Linked DNA regions of Homo sapiens: region 1 is linked to region 2. Evidence: read pairs that join two places in POLR2A ChIA-PET (ENCODE). Cell type or tissue: PC-9. All regions are shown on one strand. Each heading gives the region's core, and the rest is flanking DNA. Links, peaks and the distances in the headings are about the cores only.

Region 1 (2,912 bases), core at 170-2,669, 55 kb after region 2:
AGATGACACTTAACACAATATCAGTTTTTTGGTTTTTTTGTTTGTTTGTTTTTTGAGACGGAGTATCGCTCTTGTCACCCAGGCTAGAGTGCAGTGGCGTGATCTCGGCTCACTGCAACCTCCACTTTCTGGGTTCAAGCAATTCTCCTGCCTTAGCCTTCCAAGTAGCTGGGATTACAGGCGCCCGCCACCACACCCAGATAATTTTTGTATTTTTAGTAGAGACGGGGTTTCACCATGTTAGCCAGGTTGGTCTTGAACTCCTGACCTCAGGCGATCCACCCGCCTCTGCCTCCCAAAGTGTTGGGATTACAGGCGTGAGCCCCTGCGCCTGGCTGGCCTGAACATTTCGATAGAGGGAAGAAATGTGGAGCCCTGATAGCCACTATGGTCAATAAGCCTGCGTGGAGCTCTGGATAGCATGAAATCTCTAGGGAGGGAGGCCCGAGGCTGCGAGAGCCCTGTGACGTGGCGTGCCTGTGGTTACATAGCCCATTAATGGCAAAATTGACTTAGCAGAGTTTTTCCAAACTTTCCCACCCAAGTGCTCCCAAACTACTGAAAATTGTATTCTAGAGACCTAGAAGGACAGTTAAAATTTCTTGGAAGTATGACTTTTGATCTTAAATGTGAATGTTGCAATCTACTGCCTCGAGTACATTTTAAGTGATTTATCAGTGAACAAAATGGAGGCCCCTGGAAGATGAGCCCAGTCTGGACTGTGGCTTTGACGCCTAGTCTGGGGCTTGGTCAGCTTTGGCATGCAGGCCCTGTCTCTGTAGGGCCTGCCTGCAGGTGGGTCAGAGGTTGAACTTTCAGAAATGTAGCCTAAAGTGCTGGAAGGGAAATCTGTCACCCTCAGCATCTTCATTTGCTTCCAGTCTCCGTCCCTGTCTCCCTTTGTGATTCAAACACATTTGATGGAAAAATCTAGGCCCTTCTGTCCTGGGGGATAATCTTTTAGCTCGCTCAGTGGTTAGGTCTGGCCTCATCCTAGCCTTTGGGTGGGTGCATAGATCCCAGGGTGGGATGGACACAGACAGCTTGGGACCCATGAGGCTCAGAAGCCTGGGTATGGATTGGCCAAGATTGTGCCCAAGGACTTCCCAGCCTCATCTCCTCCATCACAGTCAGCCTGCAGCCCCTCATTCAGCCCCACCTTTAGCTTAGAGTGTTTACAGTGCTCTCCAGTAAAAAACAAATATATCTGCCCGGACTTGCAGTGCCTTTCAGCCTAGAGCTACCCACCGTCATCTCTGGGTGGCTAAGTACAGAAGAGCCGAGGAGGCACTCCAGGTCAAAGTTAGCTTCCTTAGCAGCACCACGTCTCATTCCTGTCTCCATAGCCTGCAGATAGAGAAGGTACAATTTAAAAAGAACGCATGCCCTCTCCAGCTTGAGCAAGCTGCATAAAGCACTATGAATATTCAGGTTTCGCTCTGGCAGGCAGGGCCCCAGGCACTGCGGGCCTGTGCCAGGCAGCAATCCTTCGTCCACACCCCCTGCCTGCCCATGGCTCAGGGGGGCTCCAGGCTGCGGGAGCCTGTAGTGACGAAAGAGCAGGTAGGGCCCTGGGCAGGCTGTCTGGGCCAGGCAGGGCGGGGGCAGCCGGCTGGGTGAGGCCCAGATTCCCCAGGCTGATAAGGCAGCCTGTAAACACCCGGCAAGGGGAGGGGGCAGAGGGCAGGCGACCAGATGGCAGGAGAGGGGGGAAACCGGAGCCCAGGCCTAGCTGCAGGAAGTGGGGCTTGATGTGGAAACATCCTGTCCAGCGGGGGCTAGGCTGGTGGCCATCAAGGATCACTCCCTCCACCATGAAGGCAAGCTCAGTGCAAGGTGGGGCTGCTGGCCTGGGCGCCAGCCCAAGAACCTGGTTCCTGACATCTCCAAAGGACATGATCAATGGGTCTCTATTATGGGTTGCTCTACCACCTAGCACTGCTGAGGCGAAATCAGAACTGAGCTGCCCCTCATGGAGACAGTCAACAGAAGGATTGTCATAGAGAATTTGAATCTCATGGGAAAATCTTCATCATCACTATCAGTGAGGAGCATCTATTTGAACACTTAATTGTGTCAAAGGCCTCCTGCAGCACCCAAAGGAGAGCCACGTATCTGACACTCCATTCTATTCTGCCTTACAGTGCTCGCTTTTTTTCCTTTCTTTTTCTTTTTCTTTTCTTTTCTTTTTTTTGAGACAGTCTTGCACTGTCGCTCAGGCTGGAGTGCAGTGGCGCGATCTCAACTCACTGCAACCTCTGCCTCCCAAGTTCTAGAGATTCTCCTGCCTCAGCCTCCCGAGTAGCTGGGATTACAGGCATATACCACCATGCCCAGCTAATTTTGTATTTTTAGTAGAGACGGGGTTTCTCCATGTTGGTCAGGCTGGTCTTGAACTCCTGACCTCAGGTGATCTGCCTGCCTCAGCCTCCCAAAGTGTTGGGATTACAGGTGTGAGCCGCCGCACCCGGCTGCTTTTTTTTTTTTTTTTTTTTAATAGAGATGGATTTCATCATGTTGTCTAGGCTTGTCTCAAACCCCTGGCCTCAAGCCACCTTCCCACCTCGGCCTCCCAAAGTGCTAGGATTACAGGCGCAAGCCACCATGCCCGGCCCCTTGCAGTACTTTCTAATTAGAACCTCAGAGGTTCAGAACTGGCTGAGCCTTTAGCAAAAGATTACCAAACTCGCCTACTTCACTTTACAGATAGGGAAATTGGGATCCAGAGAGGGGCAGGGACTTGGCCACATTAATGGAAGACCTGAAATTAAAGTCCTTAGTTGGAAGTGTTTTCCACTGCTTACCCCAAGGAAAGCAGCTTGCATAAGGTTGGACCTGCCATGCATACTCAGTGACCCTGTACTTACCCTTGCCTAGGATTATAGGGAGGCTGGGAGGAGGAAACAGCCTTG
Region 2 (2,912 bases), core at 250-2,749:
CCACCCACAGCCTCTATTTCAAAGTAAATTCATTTGGCAGTGTCCCTTTGTAATCTCTAATTTGGTCAAACTAGTGGCTGAAGCGGTACAAGCTAACACATTCATGTAGATTGCTTTCTGTAATGCCTCTCATTCGTAATTCAGATACTACCCTCTGAGCCTTACTTTTTGCATTTCATATCTCTCAACTTTTCCCATCAGTTCCACCCCATTCATTCAAAAATAGATTTAAAGCCTTTGTGTTCAGTATGTTGGTAACAATTTAAACCTGATAAATTCCTGGTCCGTGTTGCTGTACCAGAGTTGGATGGCCTCCACAGAGTTGACCATGCAAATTTTCTTGATGCCAAGCTACAAGACAGGGCTGGTCACTGTTCCTTTCTCCTGCCTTAGAAATATCTAAGAAGCACAAGTTCCTCTCAAGTCATTCATTTAAATGCCTCATTGTACTCTGTGTTTATCCAACACTGGTAATAATAAAGCTACCGTATTATAAAGTGGTTCCAGGTTAAATGATAAGCTTTTGTCTACCTACAACTGTTATTGAACTGTTATGTACAGTTTTGTTTTAGGTTCTAAATTATTGAAAACTTGATCTGAGGTGGCTTAGTTTTTTTGTCCGAAATTGGTATTAGTCTCAAGAGAACTATGAACTTAAAATCAGTGTTCAGATTTGATGAGATATAGCTGTAAGTTGTTGAACGTTTGTATTAGTTTCTTGGGCTGCCATAACAAAACACCACGGACTGAGTGGCTTAAACAACAGAGGTTTATTTTCTCATAGTTCTGAAGGCTGGAAAGGCCAAGATCAAGGTCACACAGGGTTCAGTTTCTGGTGAGGGCTCTCTTCTTAGCTTTCAGACAGCCTACCCTCTTGCTGTGTCCTCACATGGTTTTGCGGGGTGGGGGACGGAGAGGGAGAAAGAGTGAGCAAGGGAACTCCGGTGTCTTCCCCTTCCTGTATGAGCTCCAGCTCTATCTGATTAGGGCCCCACCCTTAAGACTTCATTCAATCATTATCACCTCCCCAATGCCCCATTGCCAAATACCATCACATAGTGGGTTAAGGCTTCAATATAGGAATAGGAAACATTCAGTCCATAACAGTGAATAGCGTTTCTTCGTAACTTTTTTCTGTCATTTGAAGAAATGTTCCTAACTTAAGTATAACTATTACTTTGGCAATTCCTGTATTGGGAGCTCTTTACCTCCCTCCCACTTTACCCTCCAAAAAAAGGGAGTAAACTGCCGACTTTTTTTTTTTTTTTTTTTTTTGAAACGGAGTCTCTCTGTGTCGCCCAGGCTGGAGTGCAGTGGCGCGATCTCGGCTAACTGATACGTCCGCCTCCCGGGTTCATGCCATTTTCCTGCCTCAGCCTCCCGAGGAGTAGCTGGGACTACAGGCGCCTGCCACCATGCCCGGCTAATTTTTTTTTTTTTTTTTTTTTTGTATTTTTAGTAGAGACGGGGTTTCACTGTGTTAGCCAGAATGGTCTCCATCTCCTGACCTCGGGTGATCCACCCGCCTCGGCCTCCCAAAGTGCTGGGATTACAGGCGTGAGCCACCGTGCCCAGCCTAAACTGTCGACTTTTAAAAATTTTTACCATGATCTGCAGTGAGAAATACATTTCTTTTACAACCCATTTTATGACTACAAATACATAAAAAGAAACAAAGCTTCAAAAACTACTCTTACTAGGTATCATACACTTACTCTAGCTTCTGTTCTCTTCTATTTGTGTTTGCGTCTAATGCTGGTTGCAGCCTACTAAATTGACTTCACAGCCCACTAATGGCATGCAACCACAGTTTGAAAAACACTGATTTCAACAGTGCTTCTGCTGCTCGGATTGTAAATATGAACTTCTGATTCGCATTGATGTGAGAGTTTTTCCTCTTTTTGCTGGTAACTTTCCCTAGGACCTGAGGCAGATTCCCAAATCTCAGTCCTCTATTTTTTGTTGGTGGGCAGAGCCAAAGTGGCCTTTAGAATAGTTAATGAGATTTAGTATTTGGGCCCTTTGCTATTGTTAAGCTATAGGATTGCATTGCCTCACTCAGAAAATGACCTGTTTCCTTTCAAATCCCATTAAGTTGAATAAATGCCACCATATTCATCTGTTTAGAAAAGTTGTCTTCACTAATATTTTTCATAAATTTGTAGTCTTTCTTAACCTGACATGTATTCATGTCATTAATTGGAAATCTGTGCAAACTAGGAGTACAGAAACCCTTGGGGGAAAGGTAAAGAAATAAATACATTTATATATATATATCAGACAGATCGACCTCATTCTTGCCCTTTCCCCACTAAACCTCTAGATATTTCTTGGTCTGCTCTTCCCTTCATGTGTGAGCCATTAGCAAGTGTGAGCTGGGCTTAGGCTATTTTGGGATATTCCTCTCAATGAACATGGCCCCTGTTTATTTCTCTTTTCATTCATGTTGACCAGAGTAAGCCATCTTTTTAGGTAAAACTTTTCTTTTTTTTCTTTTCTTTTTTCTTTTCTTTTCTCTTCTCTTCTCTTCTCTTCCCTTTTTTGGAAAAGCTTTCCCCTCTAGGTTTTTTTTGTTGTGTTTTTGTTTTTGAGACAGAGTCTCGCTCTGTCGCCCAGGCTGGAGTGCAGTGGTGCAATCTCGGCTCACTGCAGCCGCCACCTCAGGGGTTCAGGTGGTTCTCGTGTCTCAGCCTCCCTAGTAGCTGGGATTACAGGCGTGCCCCACCACACCCAGGTACTTTTTGTATTTTTAATAGAGACGGGTTTGCTCTTTTGGCCAGGCTAGTCTCGAACTCCTGGCCTCAAGTGATCTCCACAACTTGGCCTCCCAAAGTGCTGGAATTATAGGCATCAGCCACTGCGCCTGGCTAAAGTCCCTTTCTTAAAAGAAATGTTTTTAAGATATGAGTAAA

What was found. Peaks named below come from ENCODE experiments on the same cell type or tissue, not always from the same donor. Only the 100,000 strongest peaks of a DNase experiment are listed, where the experiment ranks them.
Region 1: POLR2A ChIA-PET joins it to region 2 with 7 read pairs; 13 of 35 experiments call an interaction of 5 or more read pairs at or near these places.

Annotation. Positions count from the first base shown.
Region 1 is chrX:130,096,717-130,099,628 of GRCh38, reverse strand. All of the region lies in intron 1 of ELF4 (E74 like ETS transcription factor 4), which reads left to right. Among named protein-coding and RNA genes, the nearest start is that of ELF4, 12 kb to the left of the region's middle. In PC-9, for the core only: no CTCF peak of the experiment used is centred there; a DNase peak (open chromatin) is centred at 1,488; H3K4me3 peaks cover 1,081 bases; H3K27ac peaks cover 2,115 bases.
Region 2 is chrX:130,151,716-130,154,627 of GRCh38, reverse strand. The region is part of intron 2 of AIFM1 (apoptosis inducing factor mitochondria associated 1); the gene reads left to right. It also overlaps a transcript of RAB33A not described here. Among named protein-coding and RNA genes, the nearest start is that of AIFM1, 13 kb to the left of the region's middle. In PC-9, for the core only: no CTCF peak of the experiment used is centred there; no DNase peak of the experiment used is centred there.